Linked DNA regions of Homo sapiens: region 2 is linked to region 1. The links are chromatin loops, found by intact Hi-C in ENCODE. Cell type or tissue: ascending aorta. All regions are shown on one strand. Each heading gives the region's core, and the rest is flanking DNA. Links, peaks and the distances in the headings are about the cores only.

Region 1 (8,012 bases), core at 1,203-6,202:
TTTCTTTGCCTTGATTCATGAAATATTTTATTGAAACCATTAGTATCTAATTGGAAACATCAGATTGAATTTAGTGTCCTTGATTTGAAATGTAGTAAGTATTAAACGCTAGTCCTATGGTAAGAGATAAATGTCATCTTTACTGTGAGAAATTAACTTAAATATGTTTTATGGTAAAGAGTGATAAAAGGATAAGTAGGGATGCTCTATTTTCCACACTCAGGACCTCAAGTCCTTTTTGTTAAAACACACATGTCACAATTAAGCTACTTACTCATACAAATGAGTGTAGCGCATTTGACAGAAATCATTCTATTCTCTCTGCTCTTTTGTTCCTGGGATCCTCTCAAATGTATTAAGCAGAGCAGCTATTTATGAGGAATCAGAGAACTGCATTCCTCAATGCGGTTTATTTTACTTGAAACTGATAATGTATGCAGAGATTTTGTGATTAAAGAAAATAGATCATGAACTTGATTTTATTAGTGTTCTTAAATGTATAAAAAATAAAAATAGTCTCTCATCTTCCCTTTGCATTTCTCCCGCATTATGATGAGCAAAGTAAAGCTTAGTAGTAGGAAATACCCCCTTGCCTTAAGGGAGTTGGATTTTTCTGCTGCATAGACTTTAGTTTATGGCTCATTTCTCCAAGAGAAACATGTTTACCATAAAGATACGTGGTAAGTATTGGCATAGAATATATGAACCTGCTACTTAGTGTTCTCCATCAGTGCTGTTGTCCATTACGGCTGTGAATAGTTTTAAGTTAAAGGAGGGCAGAGAATTTCAAGAGAAGATTTGTCTGAATTTTCTCAGGGGATGACATAGCACTAATAATTTCCTTTGTCAATTTGTGTCCCTGAGGTTCTGGATAACTAGTCAATAGATTGAAATCAAAGAGAGAAAGTGCCGTTCCTTAATTGATTTTTAATGGAGGGTAAACAGTTCATTATCCTTAATTCAGTAAAGAGCAGAAGTTATTTTCATATGTAGGTAACTTGTTTAGAGGCATTAATGTATGGCTAAGTTTGAGAGGGGGAAAATTACACTTTTAAAACAATTATCTTTGTCTGGTAACCAGTGAAATACCAGAAAACACTGTTGTACCAGTTACATATTGTTGCATAAGAAATTAACTCAAAATTAATGGCTTAACACAGTAAACATTATCTCTCAGTTTCTGTGGTTCAGTAATCTGAGTTCAGGTTATCTGACCACCTGTGTCTCGGGGTCTCTCCTGAGGTTGTGGTCAAGCTGTTGGCTGGGGCATTGGTCTCATCAGAAGGCTCAACTGAAGGAGACTCCATTTCTAACCTCGTTCAGGTGATTGTTGGTGGGACCCAATTCCTTTCAGGTTGTTGGACTGATGGTTTCAGCTTCTTGCTGCCTGTTGGCCAGAGATTTCTCAGTTCCTTACCACAAAAGCCTTTCCTGGAGCAACTCAAAACGTGGCAGTTGGCTTTCATCTGAGCAAGCAAGTGAGACAGCAAGAGTGAGTGAGCAAGACAGACAACAGAGTTTTTTTGTAACCTAAACTTAGAAGTGGCATCTTAGAAGCAAGTCATAACCAAATCCATCTTATACTCAAGGCAAGAGTAAAAAGGCGTGGATTTTAGGTGGTGAGCCACCCTAACATTGTCAGAAGCCATCTTAGAAACTGCCTACTATGTTTACTGACCATGTTTTCAGACCTCATTCCATTAATTAATCAACAAGCACAAATTGAGCATGTTGCTAATAATCTGAGTTCTGCATGTCACATGATTGCTCTTCTCCCCTCTTAAACATGGCCTGTCCTTAGCTTCAAGTCTTTTTTTCTGCCCCCAGGTTCCTTCTGGACATGACATGTTTTTATGCCGTGCATCACTCCCCATCCACACATCCCTCAGTCCAGCGCTGTTTTGGATAACTGGATGTACTGAACAGTGGTTTTTCTATAGCCTCAGGTTTTACTGTAATTTTATCTGAACCTTTCTATACAATACTTTGCATCAGTGCCACCCAGGGAGAATGCTACTGTTTTCATACAATAGTCTATCTGGGTGTACATTTGCAGACCCCATAGCTCTCACTTCACAGCTATGATGTATCATTGTTTTTCTGTAAGTGTAATTCTGTCTCTATGAATTTGCCTATTCTGGATATGTCATACATATGGAATTATGCAATTTATGGCCTCATGAGTTTGGCTTTTTTCACTTAGCATAATACTTTCAAGGTTTCTCACTTTACTTTTACATGCCATTTCACGAATGCATGCTAGTCACAGGAAGAATTGAAAGACGATAACTTGAAGCATATGCCCCCTGAATGGTGGACAAGAGCATTGTCATCTCTGCGGGGGAACAAACCACGTGAACGATGCAAAACCCAAGAGAAAAGCAAGTGGAGGCTTTGCCAGTCAAGTTCATTTCTAGATTAGCCTCTACTGAGACAAGACCCTTCCACTTCTTCCCTCCATCATTCCCTCCTTCCTTTCTCACATCTTTCCCTCCTCTTCTCTTTCCCATCTCCTCTTATTTTTGCCTTCTCTCTCTTATTTTCTCCTCTTCTTTATTCCCCATCTTCGTTTTTCTTCTTTGTTTCTTCATTCTCTCTTATGTTCCCTTTGTGTGAGGGCAGAACTAAAATAGGTTAGTACATAAAATTTCTATTTGTGGGGATTTATCCCACGGACATAGTAAAAGTAATATACATTAACCTGTGATCAGGTGAAAAGTTCAATATATTGACATAAGAGATCAGCTAAAATAAGTATGGCATATCTCTTGGAAAGAATACTATATAGTCATTAAATCATGCTTAATACTGCCACATGACTCTAAGATTTTAATAAATCAAATAGTATTACATGTACTCTGCATTCATCTTTATGCCAAAAAAAAATAAGGTGATACCCTTGAAGTTAGAACAGTTATTATCATAGTATGGGACCATTCCTGGTGGCTTTTATTTTTCTTTGTACTTTTTTTAGCTTCAACATTTTTCAACAATGTTCACGCTTTAACTTTTGGAATCAGATAACAACAGTGGCCAGGTGTGGTGGCTCATGCCTGTAATCCCAGCACTTTGGGAGGCCAAGGTGGGCGGATCATGAGGTCAGGAGTTCGAGACCAGCCTGGCCCGCATAGTGAAACCCTGTCTCTACTAAAAATACAAAAAAAAAAAAGCCAGGAGTGGTGACAGGCGCCTGTAGCCCCAGCTACTTGGGAGGCCGAGGCAGGAGAATTGCTTGAGCCTGGGAGGCAGAAGTTGCAGTGAGCCAAAATCACACCACACCACTGCACTCCAGCCTGGGTGACAGTGCAAGACTCTGTCTCAAAAAAAAAAAAAAAAAAAAACACAGGTAGTAAACATTGTTATTGAAAGAATGCTAGTGGAATAGTTCAGTCTTTGGCAATGAAGCCAGAGATCGGCCTTTAGTATAAAGGAAGATCATTAGGTGACTGATGGTTCTCAAATGGGATGATTTTGTCCCCACGCAGGGGACATCTGGCAATGTCTGGAGGTACTTTTGGTTGTCACACTAGGGAAGTGATACTAGCTTCTAGTGGACAGAGGCCAGGGCTGCTGCTCAGCATTTTAAAATTTTTACAATGTATCCTTCTCTCCCTAGTTAAGAATTATCCAACTCAGGGAGGTGGGAGGGATAGCATTAGGAGATATACCTAATGCTAAATGATGAGTTAGTGGGTGCAACACACCAACATGGCACATGTATACATATGTAACAAACCTGCACGTTGTGCACATGTACCCTAAAACTTAAAGTATAATAATAATTAAAAAAAGAAAAAAAAAAGAATTGTCCAGCTCAAATGTCAATAATTCTGAGATTGAAAAACCTGCTCATTGGCTGGTTTAAATATTTTAAGTTATCTCATTGGCTCATATCAATGGAAGAGGTCAAATCAGTTGAGTTGTCGATATTGGGCATGAAGAATTAATTTACTTTCAGGTAACCTGTAACAATATGCTGACCTAATTATCGAAGGATTTGAGATGAAATCAAACTTCTGTACTCTTACATCTGCAATTCACATAGTTTTCATCTGGGTTGTGTATCTCAAAGGGAAGAAGCCAGGCAATAAATTTGAGGTTAGTCTGTTGATACTAATTTAGGTCACAGAATTCCGTGGAAGAAATTGGTAAAGGTGATTGCCGTAGGAGGACTACTCAAGTCACAGGGAATGAAGAGAGTTCTGGCTGAGGGAATAGTGCCACCTACTGAATTGTGTTTGTGTTTTCTACAGGTTCTAATTTATGCAGGCTTATGCCTGGAAGTGTTACTTTCCTTTATTGATCTTGCACATCTCCTTAAGTAGTCACTGCCAGAACTTTAAACAATATTTAGTTATTATCGGATCAAGGTGTAATTAGAAACAGCTGTGAACAATTGCATACCATCCAGCTCCTGAAGTAGCAAACTAAATTGTACTTGGCCTTGGATTGATTAATACAGATTGTGTCTAGCAATCAAAATAAATCCGTCTCCAGGTAGAGTGCCAGGAGCCATCTTACCAAGATAACACAGAAAGATTAAAAATGCATGAAATGCACCATTTCCTAATGTCGCCAGGTTAAAAAAAAATTAAAGCACAAAGCATTGGCTACAACAAAATTGTCAACATTTTTATCCTTTTTCAAAATTTCAGCCTTGATCTTTACTTTGTGTATTTATGAAAGCATATTTAGAATTCTCTCATCTTTCGCCTAAGTATTTAAAAAAAATCTCTACAGTGCAGTGCATACATTGTAATATACCTATTTAATAATGACAGCATTTTTAGTTAATTTGAAAAATCATTTGGAATTACATATTGAATTGGGTGGGTCAGATAATTTGTTACCATGGTGAATCTCTTCATTGGAATTAAAGAGTTTGTCTCATAAAATTATATGCCTCTGTGTAATATGTTAATTAATGCTCCTAATCAAACATTTAATTACATAATGAGCCTGGATTAATTTGTAACCTGAATCTAAAAGCTAATTCATATAAAATTCAAAATAGTATGTATGAGAGAGAAACTAAGAATTTCTAGCACTTGAAACTTTGTTTTGAAGTTCTAGCAATCCAAGCCGGTAATAAGCAGAAGGACTTCTGGCCAGTTTCAAGGCCAGAAAAGCCGGCAGTGATAGTGACACCGAAAGCTGGATCTCTCATGTTCTTATGCTGAATCATGTGGTTCGAAAGGCAGTTTTATAATGTCGACTGTTTTCTCTGGGATCGTGATAGCCCATCCTGTAAGTACAAAGGAGCCAGAGCTTGAAGGGGACCCCTTCTTCCTGATGTCACACATGGAACATAGATGGTTGTGGTCCTCAGAAGCTCATTGGAGCCATGACCCCAAGGAGATAGAACAAGGCTTTGTCTATTAATTCTTTATCCCCTGAGATAATAAGTGTATCCTTCCTTTCTTATAGCCAATTTTAAGCCTTCCATCTCCCAGAAGTGAGCAGTCTATATACCTTTAAAAGGAGATGGTTCTACCACGTGCCATCATCTGGAGTCCCTGGAAACAAAGAAGTGAATATTCAAGAAACCAGATGCGAGAACTATAAAGATTGTTACTGTCTACATTGCTCTTTTCTAAGATAGCTTAATCCTGCTCTAGAGAGGGTTTGCTCCCAGACAGAAGGATGATAGTACTAGATCATAACTAATCTTCTGCCCACCCTCATGTCACTGTTGTTTAACAATGACTGATATTGAGATAAATGAATATTTAGCACATCTTTCCACCGAGACGGAGTCTTGTTGCATTTTTCACAAAACAAACGCTTTTAAGAAGTGAACGTTGCTTGGCTGATCTTCATCATTTATTCAAGCTGAAATCTTGGTTTTTAATTTACAAATAGGATTAATTACTGAAATTCGTATCTAGTGTGAATATTTGATGATGACTTTTGGAACAATGGACATTTTGCCTAAGCTATGAAATTAATTATTAATACTTCTAAACTTTAGCCAAAATGGTGATTTTCACATGTGGAGATTCTTTACTCTTTTCACATGACTTTGTTCTCATAGAAAAATGTGGCTGGCCATGGTGGCTCACACTTGTAATCCCAGCACTTCGGGAGGCTGAGATGGGTGGATCACCTGAGGTCAGAAGTTTGACACCTGCCTGGCCAATGTGGTAAAACCCCATCTCTACTAAAAATACAAAAATTAGCCAGGTGTGGTGGCACATGCCTGTAGTCCCAGCTACTTGGGAGGCTGAGGCAGGAGAATAGCTTGAACCCGGGAGGTGGAGGCTGCAGTGAGCTGAGATCGCAACACTGCACTCCAGCCTGGGAGACAGAGTGAGACTCTGTCTCAAAAAAAAAAGAGAAGAAAAGAAAAGAGAAAAGAAAAGAAAAGAAAAGAAAAATGTAGTATTTATTTAAAGTGTTTATGCTCCGATGTTATAGGCTGTATCGTGACCCCTCAGAATTGAAGTCTTAACCCTCAGTACCTCAGAATGTGAGCATATTTGGAAATAGAGTAACTGAAGATATAATTAAGTTAAGATGAGGTCATATTGGAGTAGGGAGCGACCTTGATCCGATATGGTGGGTATCTTTATAAAAAGTGGAAATTTGGGCACAGGCGTGCACCCAGGGAGAATGCCATCATGTGAAGATTGGAGTTACACAGCTACAGGCCAGTAACTGCCAGGAGCTCTGAGAGAGGCCCAGAACAGGTTTTTCCCTAGCCCTGGCCTGCCAACACCTTGAGCTTGGATTTCTAGCCTCCAGAACTGTGAGAAAATAAACTTCATTTCTGGCAGACCCAGGAAATAACCCATCAGACATTGCAGACGTTGCCACTGAGTTTAGCTAACACTGGGGGCATCTGCTTTGTATCAGAGCCGAGCTAGGTGCTGATGACGCAAGATGAATTAAGCCCTCCAGGAACACAGTCTAGTGGGGGAGGTGAACAGACATGGATTGAGAACTTTGACGAGCCTCTAAATTCATAGTCACCAGCTTCAACTAGACCCATGAAACTGCCTGACAAGCCTACGAGTTTCCTCATTAACTTGCTCCGCCACATCCCTCAGTGGCTGTTCAAATCACCACTCAACAAATGATCTTTTCCTATCTCTCATGTGGTAGTTTTAAAAAATAATTTATTTAAAGACTTTTCTATGTTTTCTTTAAAAAAGTAAACTCAGAACTTTCCAGAAAGGCAGAGTTTCCTTTTCTTGCTGTCACTGTCCCCCAGGCATCACTTTGCGCCAAGCTTCTGGTCTCTGAGAAGCGCTGGGACTTGCACGTTCTGCAGTGAAAGTTCTGCCTGCCCTGAGAATGCAAGGACGGGTGTCTGCAGCATTCCAGGTGGGCTGAGGGCTGTCTGGCTCTCCAGACAACTCCTTATCAATGCTCTTTGTGACACAGAGAGTTAGTCAAAGTTGTGATTCACCAGTTTAATTACAACCAAAGTTCAAGTGTATTATGTGTAACAGCTTTTAACGCTGTTCAGTAAAAGCGAGCTGAGATTTATTCTGGTGATAAAGCTGAACAAGTACAGGGTTGCCAATGGCTCTTTAAGAGCTAAGTGTCCTTGAGAAATGTTTCTTTCTTGGTGTGACCGTTTCAGTTTCTGGGTGGAGCTGGTCATAGCTTCTTTGCTATAATTTGTGTGAGCGATGTTGCTGGTAAGTTGCCATGGTTACTTGAACCCACTGGGCAGCAGGACAGATTTTCATTATAACGAATGTGAACACGACTAGAAGCCGTGGGTGCTAGTCTCCGGAGGAGCCACCTCCCTTGTTAGCTCATGCAGTCAGCCCCTGCCCAGTGTACATGAGCAAGAGAAACATCTAGTTTGGTTCTCTCTGCTCATCTTAGGGAAGAAACCATGACTAATATGGGGGGAAAAGGGACAAATAGATTGTTGCTAGAAATGTGCTTCTTGATCATACTTGTGCATAACTACTCTTCTGAGATAGTAATGATAAATGCTTTCTAAGCAATTTGGATTCAGTTTAATATAGTTATCCAGAGCCCAATATGTTATCCAG
Region 2 (8,012 bases), core at 1,157-6,156, 310 kb before region 1:
GTTGATTATGCCAATTTATGAGTGGTGCTTCACATAATTAAATCTGGGAGTTATTTTGGTTTGTTTACATATTAAATGTGTCCTTAACAACAACAAAAATTGTCAGTATTGCTAGGAGTTCTATAAGAAGATGAGTAAATAGAAACTTAAATGTAAACAAGAGACGTGTAATAGACTATTAGAATACAAACTATATGTGAGTGAAATTATTTAACTTTTATTTCTAAAATTTGAATAATATTTAATTTTCAAACTGCTCTTAAAGTATTGAAAGAAGTATAGTTTTATGGAAAGCATTGTTAAACATATATACCTACATGTATGCACAGATGTAGAGACCCACACATATGCACATGTATAATTTTTTAACAAGAAATACTGAATCAGATACACAGGAAACAAGATAAAAATCACCTACACAGTAACCATATTTAAAAGAAAAAGTTAACAGCCTTACATAATTTTATATAACATAAAATTTTATTTAAGTGTACAATTTATACATTATAAAATTCATTCATTTGAAAGTACAGTTCAAAGCATATTAGTAAATTTACAGAGTTGTGCAGCTATCACCACAATCCAAGTTTAAAACATTTCCATCCACCCCAGTGGACTCCTCATGTCCATTTGCAGTGAACTCCTCTTTCCGGCCCAGCCATAGGCAACCATTTATCTACTTTCTGTATCTACAGATTTGCTTTTCCTGCACATTTCTTACAAATGGGATTATATAATATGTAGTATTTCGTGCCTAGCTTCTTTTACTTAGCATAATGCTTTTGACATTCATTCATGTCATACGATGTGTCAGTACTTATTTTTTTTTTTATTGCTGAGTGGTATTTCATTGTGTGGGTAGATCACTTTTGTTTCTCTTACAACAATCAACTTTTTAAAAAGCATATATTCAAGAAACTGTTAACAGTGGCTGCTTGTAGAGAAGGGAATTAGAGACAAAGGGACAAGGATGAAAAAGAGACTTTTTCATTGTTTACTATTTGATATGGTTTTAATTTTTTGAATTCAGGATTATGTCATATCTATTAAAGCAAAATAAGAAATGTGTTCCCCATTAATATATACAAAATAAGAGGGGAGAGCCCTCTGCTGATCCAAATCCCATATTCCTTTAGGAAATTACCATTAATTTATTTTTGATATATTTCTAGAGTATACACACATGTTCATATACACATGTGTGCACATAAATATATTCATGTACACGTATGTATGTACTCCTAAACAGTCATATACCTTATATTTCAATAAAAATGGAATTGTGGGGCTTAATATTTTTAACCCTACATTACTAAAGGTGGGAAAAACAACCTACCTATCTTGTTGGGTTGTGACATATCTGGAAGCTGTGAATGAATTAATTGTTATGCATATACAGTGGAGCAGACTCAGTTGATTAGTTATTATGTGCAAATGTGTTTTAGTTTTTTTAAGCTCTCATGTGTTTTTTCACAGGATACTTCGGATCTGCTTGTGAAGAAAAGGTGGACCCCTGCGCCTCGTCTCCGTGCCAGAACAACGGCACCTGCTATGTGGACGGGGTACACTTTACCTGCAACTGCAGCCCGGGCTTCACAGGGCCGACCTGTGCCCAGCTTATTGACTTCTGTGCCCTCAGCCCCTGTGCTCATGGCACGTGCCGCAGCGTGGGCACCAGCTACAAATGCCTCTGTGATCCAGGTGGGTACCGCCCCTACACAGTACATCTTCCTTTTCTCAATCTCAAACCAATCTCAAAAGACCATTACTTTTTCTTTTGCATCTTGGTATACTTGTAAATAAAAGTGGTATACTTACTGGTATGCTTGTAAGTAAGTATACTTACTGATATACTTGTGAATAAAAGTGAATTCCACTCATTTATGACACACTTTCTTTTTTAGATTTACTCTTGGCAGGGTTAAAAAAATACTCTTTCATCATTTCATGATCAACTCACATTCATTGTAGAAAAAACAAGCAAAATAAAGAAAATTGAAAACAGGCTTAATCTCATCACAGGCTAAGCATTTTTATCAATTTACTGTAAGTCACTGCAGAACTTTCACTGTGTTGTGTATCTTTTACTATTGTGTGCTTAAGTTAACAGAATATCTTCTTTCATCTTAACGTGCATGAAAAGCACGGTGCAATACATTCAGAATTGTGTCATCTATTAAAATTGTTACTCTATGCACATTATGTTATATCACTGGCTCCCTATGTAAGAATTTAAAACTTTTACCATTTAATTTCCAAATGCCTTCTGCATTTGCATTACAGATTTTTAATTATGGAGGTTTTGATACCTAGAAGTGAGTGATTACTAGTCAAAATTTTGTGTGTGCACAACCCACTAGTGTAGTCAGAAAGGAATGCACGGGGCAGCCCTTTCCTCTCGTTTCTATTCTGTGTATGTCTCCATCCTTACACGAGCTGGCTCTTTAGAAAGCTTCCCAGCACAATGAATCCCCACACATCTCCCTGGCCAGTCAGTATGGCTGGCCAGTATCTGGTTTGGCTTGACCCTGGCTTTGCTGGTGCAATGGCCTCTAGCTGGAATGCGTGCTCCCCGTTACCCCACCTCACTGTACAAACTTCTACTTCTGGGGCTGACTCAGTTTCCCTTCCTCTGGGTTCCGACAGTCACCTACAATATCACTTTTGTGGTCTTGGAAACAGAACATTAATTATCCTTGTATGTGTCTCTCTCCTCCTTAGGGCTGGGAGGAACTGTGTTTTATTAATAGCTTTTGTATCAGCAGCAATCACCCTAAGCCACTATTTAGTGAGCACTGATCTTTCTAGATTCTGAGCCGGGTGCTTCACATCTCTGGTCTTTTTAGTGTCACATTTACACCAAGGTTTGAAATGCCTCTAGAGGTTCAGTCATGTGCCTGTGGCTACACACCCAGAATGGGGGCTGAGCCCAGATTCGAATGCCGGTGTCCCTGGTTTTGCTGCTCCAGTGCCTGGCCTGGAACTTCCAAAGGGCATGTCTCATACTCAACGAATAACTCAACAAGTTACTGAGAAATGCAATTTGGCACTTGAATGGTGTTGAAAAGCCTTTTTTCACATAGACTCTTAATTCCCCGATTTTCTAAGCAACTGATATTTTGCCAAGTGCCTCTTTCCTCTCTGCTCTGACATTCAGAGGGAATAGGGCTGTTTAATCTGCTTTGTAACAATGTTAGTAGTTAGGATTCTCCGGAGAAACAGGAGACAGAGAGCGAGGAGAGAGAGAGAGATTTATTTTAAGTAACTGGCTCATGCAATTGTGTGGACTCACAAGTCCAAAATCCGTAGGGAAGCTGGCAGGCTGGAAACTCAGGCGAGGTTTCTGTGTTGTGTCTTGAGCTGAATTATTTCTTCTTTGGGAAACCTCAGTCTTTGTCCTTAAGGTCCTCAGCTGTTTGGATGCAGCCCACGCACATTCTGGAGAGTCATCTGCTTCATTCAAAGTCTGCTGATTTAAACGTTAATCTCATCTAAAACACACCTTCATACCAACATCTAGATTAGTGTTTGAGCGAGTATCTAAGAACCATGGCCTAGCCAAGTTGACACCCGAAATGAACTATCGCAGTAACATTTTTGGATCTCATAAACCTTGAAGTGAAACAGTTTCTCCACTGTGTTTGACATGAGGATATTTTTCTTGGTTGACCTCCATGCTCTCCTTCAGAGCCAGGGTGGAGACAGGAATAGCTGCCCCTCAGAGGGTCCAGTTTTCTTCCATGTGGATTCGGGCTCACATGCTGTGAGCTGCGTGTCCTGTGGGAGGAGGCAGTGTGGCGCTGGCCCTTACCTATTGGGAATGTGGATCACTGAGACAACTTGTGTTTGCAAACTAAACAAGCTGCAATTGTGCTGGAAGAACAGAGGCTTACTCACGTACTGACTCACGAGCACGCTGTTCCCAGCTCTGCTCTGGATGTCGTAACACATGTGAAAATACCCCTCAGCAGCATTCTGAACAAAAACTTCCTTAATACTTTATTACCTGTCTCCTGAGAGTTCCGTTCTCTCTGTGAAGCCCCACAAAGAAGAATTAAATATTGTAAGACCAGAAAACAACTTTATTTTCTCCTCCCTTTCTCCTCTGACTTCTTTTCTTAATTATATCAAACTTTTTCTTTTTTAAAATTTTTTTGAGATGGAGTTTTGCTCTTGTTGCCCAGGCTTCAACCTCTGCCTCCCGGGTTCAAGCGATTCTCCTGCCTCAGTCTCCCAAGTAGTTGGGATTACAGGCTCCCACCACCACACCCTGCTAATTTTTGTATGTTTACTAGAGACAGGGTTGCACCATGTTGTCCAGGCCGGTCTTGAACTCCTGACCTCAGGTTATCTGCCTGCCTCGGCCTCCCACAGTGCTGGGATTACAGGCCTGAGCCACCATGCCTGACCCAAACTTTTTCTTATAGTTAGTTGATTTCTAAAACTTAAAATTGAAGGGAGTTAGAGATAAATAGTGTTTTTTAATAATACCAAATAGAGTTTTTCAACACGTGTGAGGCAACCAAATAGAAAATATACTGCCTGATGTTTCTCTTTCCACATTGGGAGAGGCAGCCGAGAGTGGTAGAAAGGACCTCTCTAACATCCTCGCTTATTGACTAAAACCATAGGAAATTTACAGGCATCTCTGGGACTCAGTTTTCCCCTCTATCAGAAAAGAGAGGAGAGTTATATGTCAGAGCATGAAATGAGAGGCAGGCAGCCCATTTCCTGGCATGGACTAGTGAAAGCTCTTCTTTCTTTCTGTCCGTGGAGATTCCAGCAGGATTCTCGAGCTATGTGGGGGTGAAATCACTCCTGTTTAATTTCCACTTTCCTTCCGTCTATTCTCTGCTAAAACATTCATGCCCACTTGGAGCGTTTGACTTGATAATTGTCTGTGGTCCAGCAGTAGCCCCTTAATAGCCTTGAAAAGCCTGAAGACGTGTGCATTCTGTTCGTGGAATGAACATGATCCCTTCATTTGTTCAGCAGTCTCAAAGCAGAGCCTTGTAATCGTGACAGGGCCCTCTTGTTGAACCTGGGAGCTGAAACTGCCTTCAGAGGGGATGTTTCTTCAGATTGTTAGGTGACTGTGTAAAATAAAAAAGGCATCTTAACACCAGGCAAGAACTTACATTTTAAGAGGTGAACATGACAAGTCTGTGAATGTGAAATTTCTCGTCTTCATCTTTTGGAGCATGTAATTGCTTCAACACCAGTTTGCATAATGGAAGAATCTCACGAGAATAGGTGAAATTGGGCATCTAGCTATGGAGCAGCAAGGCTGATCTTCTTTACAGAGAGCAAACGGATCTCATTTCATAAAATGGCAGCAGATTGAAGTCATGTCAGGTTGATAATTAGTTCCCATCTGACAAAATGCCATTTTGATTACTGCAAATCAGATTTGCCGGGTGTTTTATTTTCAAACTTCGTTTGTAGCTTTTCGGGCTAGGGATTTCTGATGGGATTTTAAGATTAAATAATAAAATGTCAGCACTGAGTAATTACTGAAATGTTATCTTCCAGTGACAGTGTTAAGTGATAGGCTACCCGTTCTCTTAAAAATTGCAAATTGAAATCTGCTGAAGAAAGTGAGAACTTGGAGCTGCTACAAACAGGATGAGGTGGAACTCGCTGGGGTGGGGGTGCCATTTCCCCTGCAGGTGGGAGCCACAGTATTGCTTGTGTTCTCAATACAATGGTGGCCTCTGCAGATAATAGCTGTACATGACCGGTATTGGAAGGAGTCCCTGGCAGGAAGGAAGATAGTTTGCACTTGAGTTATTACTCTAAACTTGTGGAATTGAATTAACCCTGCCATTATAGAATGTGCCTCACATATTACTATTTAAGGGAATTTAAGGGACAGGGCATTGGAGATTTTTACGTGGAAATATGTTTATAATTTTTTTTAACAAGCAAGATCTAAGATGCTCATCATTTCAACTGCAGTTGAAATCCCAGACTAGACATGGCACAGTTGCCAACCAAGTTCCTCTGCCCATTCTTCTTCACCAAAGGGCTGGTAACTCAATTAGATCATCCAGATATATAATAGGCTGTAAACCAAAGGAAATGTAGACTTTTTCCAAGTGAAATTTTTTGAAAGAAAATTATATTTGTAAGGATTTTAGATGTAATTTTTTTTTTGTATTTTCTACATATGCCTTACATGTGAGCTGCATTTCTGGTCTGTATGTCCCGAAAGACACAGTTGACACTGCTCCTTCTGTTAAACTCAGACCTGAAAATATCAGTAGTCCGATAATATTTGCTGGAAACAGGATCAAGGATAAGACTTAATGGTCAGGATTTTAATAGCAATTGAACAGCAATAAAGAAATAAATATACCTGCAAAGGTTTGAAGACATTTAGCTCACTAAGGCCCATGTGCCTTTACATTTTTGGATAAGTATAGTAAGTATAGTGGACAACTTTCATCTGTTATTAACCAGAAAAACTTTATCTAGTTTACCAGCATTTTTTTTTTTTTTTAAGACAGAGCGTTGCTCTGTCGCCCAGGCTGGAGTGCAGTGGCACAGTCTCAGCTCACTGCAACCTCCGCCTCCCAGGTTCACACCATTCTCCTGCCTCAGCCTCCCTAGTAGCTGGGACTACAGGCACCCACCACCACAACCAGCTAATTTTTTGTATTTTTAGTAAAGATGGGGTTTCACTGTGTTAGCCAGGATGGTCTCCATCTCCTGACCTCTTGATCTGCCTGCCTTGGCCTCCCAAAGTGCTGGGATTACAGGCGTGAGCACTGCTCCCGGCCGATGAAGGCATTCTTATATTTAACATGCTGTAGGGGGTTTCTGATCTGCATATCACACTATTCTTGAGAGTTGTAGATTGTATAGAATATATTACCTTTTTCCTCCAGATCCTAATCCTGCCCTCATGTCCTTCCTTTTCTGTATTCCAAAATATGATGCCCACCTCACCATTGGGACCCCAAATGGAATCCTGATCACCCAGCTGCATCTGTAGCAAGGGAGAGTTTGCTTTACTCTTCATAATCTGTGCTCTGCTTTAGAGAATGTTTAAATCTGTATATTGACATCATGATGATGCTGAGAACTGAGAAAAAGAAGAGCAGCCGCTGATGTCAGGAGCTTGCTTGGCACTTACAGGTAGACCTTGAGGTCGTTAGGAGCTGGTCTGATGCTTACAGCTGGGCCATGATGTCTTCTGCTGGACTTAAGAACATCAACAATTCCACATAACACGGATATTGGATATGACCATTCAGAGGCTATGATAGAGTCAGGCAAAACAAGACCACTTTATAATTTTGTCCAATACAAAAACAAGGTCACCCTGCAACCCGCAAAATACCAAGTATCCACTTTCTCTCAGTTCTTAGTGTCACATATGTAGAGTGACAGCTTCCTCTTTACCAAATACAGCATTGGTCTTGCTCTAGCCTTCCCATTCTTTAGATAAGAATTGCTCCTGCTTTCTGACAGCATCCAGCATTCACTCTAGAGTGAAATCTCCCCAAATAACCTAACCAGAGTTCAAATCCTATAATAAATCCCATCTAACACCTTCTAATTGAGACACTCCACGATTCCCATGGCGTGCAGTCTCTCTAACTGCAATGGGTAATAAACTCAACTTGTTCAACTACAGGTGTGTCCTTAGTAGTCTTTGGTTGAAGGGCATTGACAGAACTTAATTAATTAAAATGCTTGAAGTATTGAGGATGGCAATTGATTGAATTTTTATATGAACAATAGTTCATATAAAATTCTGAACAATAGTTCAGAATTTCCAATGAGTTGGACACTGAAATATTGTTTGGATTTATACGTGGGGGAAGTCCTGGGTCATGGGGGAGGAGTTCAAAGAAGAGTGGATCCAGTTTGCTGCAGGATAAGATGCATTAGATGCAGCAATAGGTAGTAAGGCTGAAAATGCTCATGGGGACACATGTGGGGAGAATGTAGATGCTAAGGAGTTTGGATTAAGAAGACTTGCAGACATTTGGCATTATTGGGTA

The links. Hi-C counts contacts between places; a loop is a spot of excess contacts. Peaks named below come from ENCODE experiments on the same cell type or tissue, not always from the same donor. Only the 100,000 strongest peaks of a DNase experiment are listed, where the experiment ranks them.
Region 2: a loop joins it to region 1, with 2.3 times the contacts of the local background. A loop is called at or near these places in 5 of 110 quality-filtered maps.

What each region holds. Positions count from the first base shown.
Region 1 is chr2:229,129,561-229,137,572 of GRCh38, reverse strand. All of the region lies in intron 2 of PID1 (phosphotyrosine interaction domain containing 1), which reads left to right. Among named protein-coding and RNA genes, the nearest start is that of PID1, 140 kb to the left of the region's middle. In ascending aorta, for the core only: a CTCF peak has its summit at 4,226 (motif pointing left); no DNase peak of the experiment used is centred there; H3K27ac peaks cover 1,899 bases.
Region 2 is chr2:229,441,005-229,449,016 of GRCh38, reverse strand. It overlaps DNER (delta/notch like EGF repeat containing), which reads left to right. Exons shown (of 13, transcript NM_139072.4): 8 at 1,477-1,701. Among named protein-coding and RNA genes, the nearest start is that of PID1, 170 kb to the right of the region's middle. In ascending aorta, for the core only: a CTCF peak has its summit at 3,786; DNase peaks (open chromatin) are centred at 2,936, 3,326, 3,826, 4,333 and 1 weaker place; H3K4me3 peaks cover 1,625 bases; H3K27ac peaks cover 5,000 bases.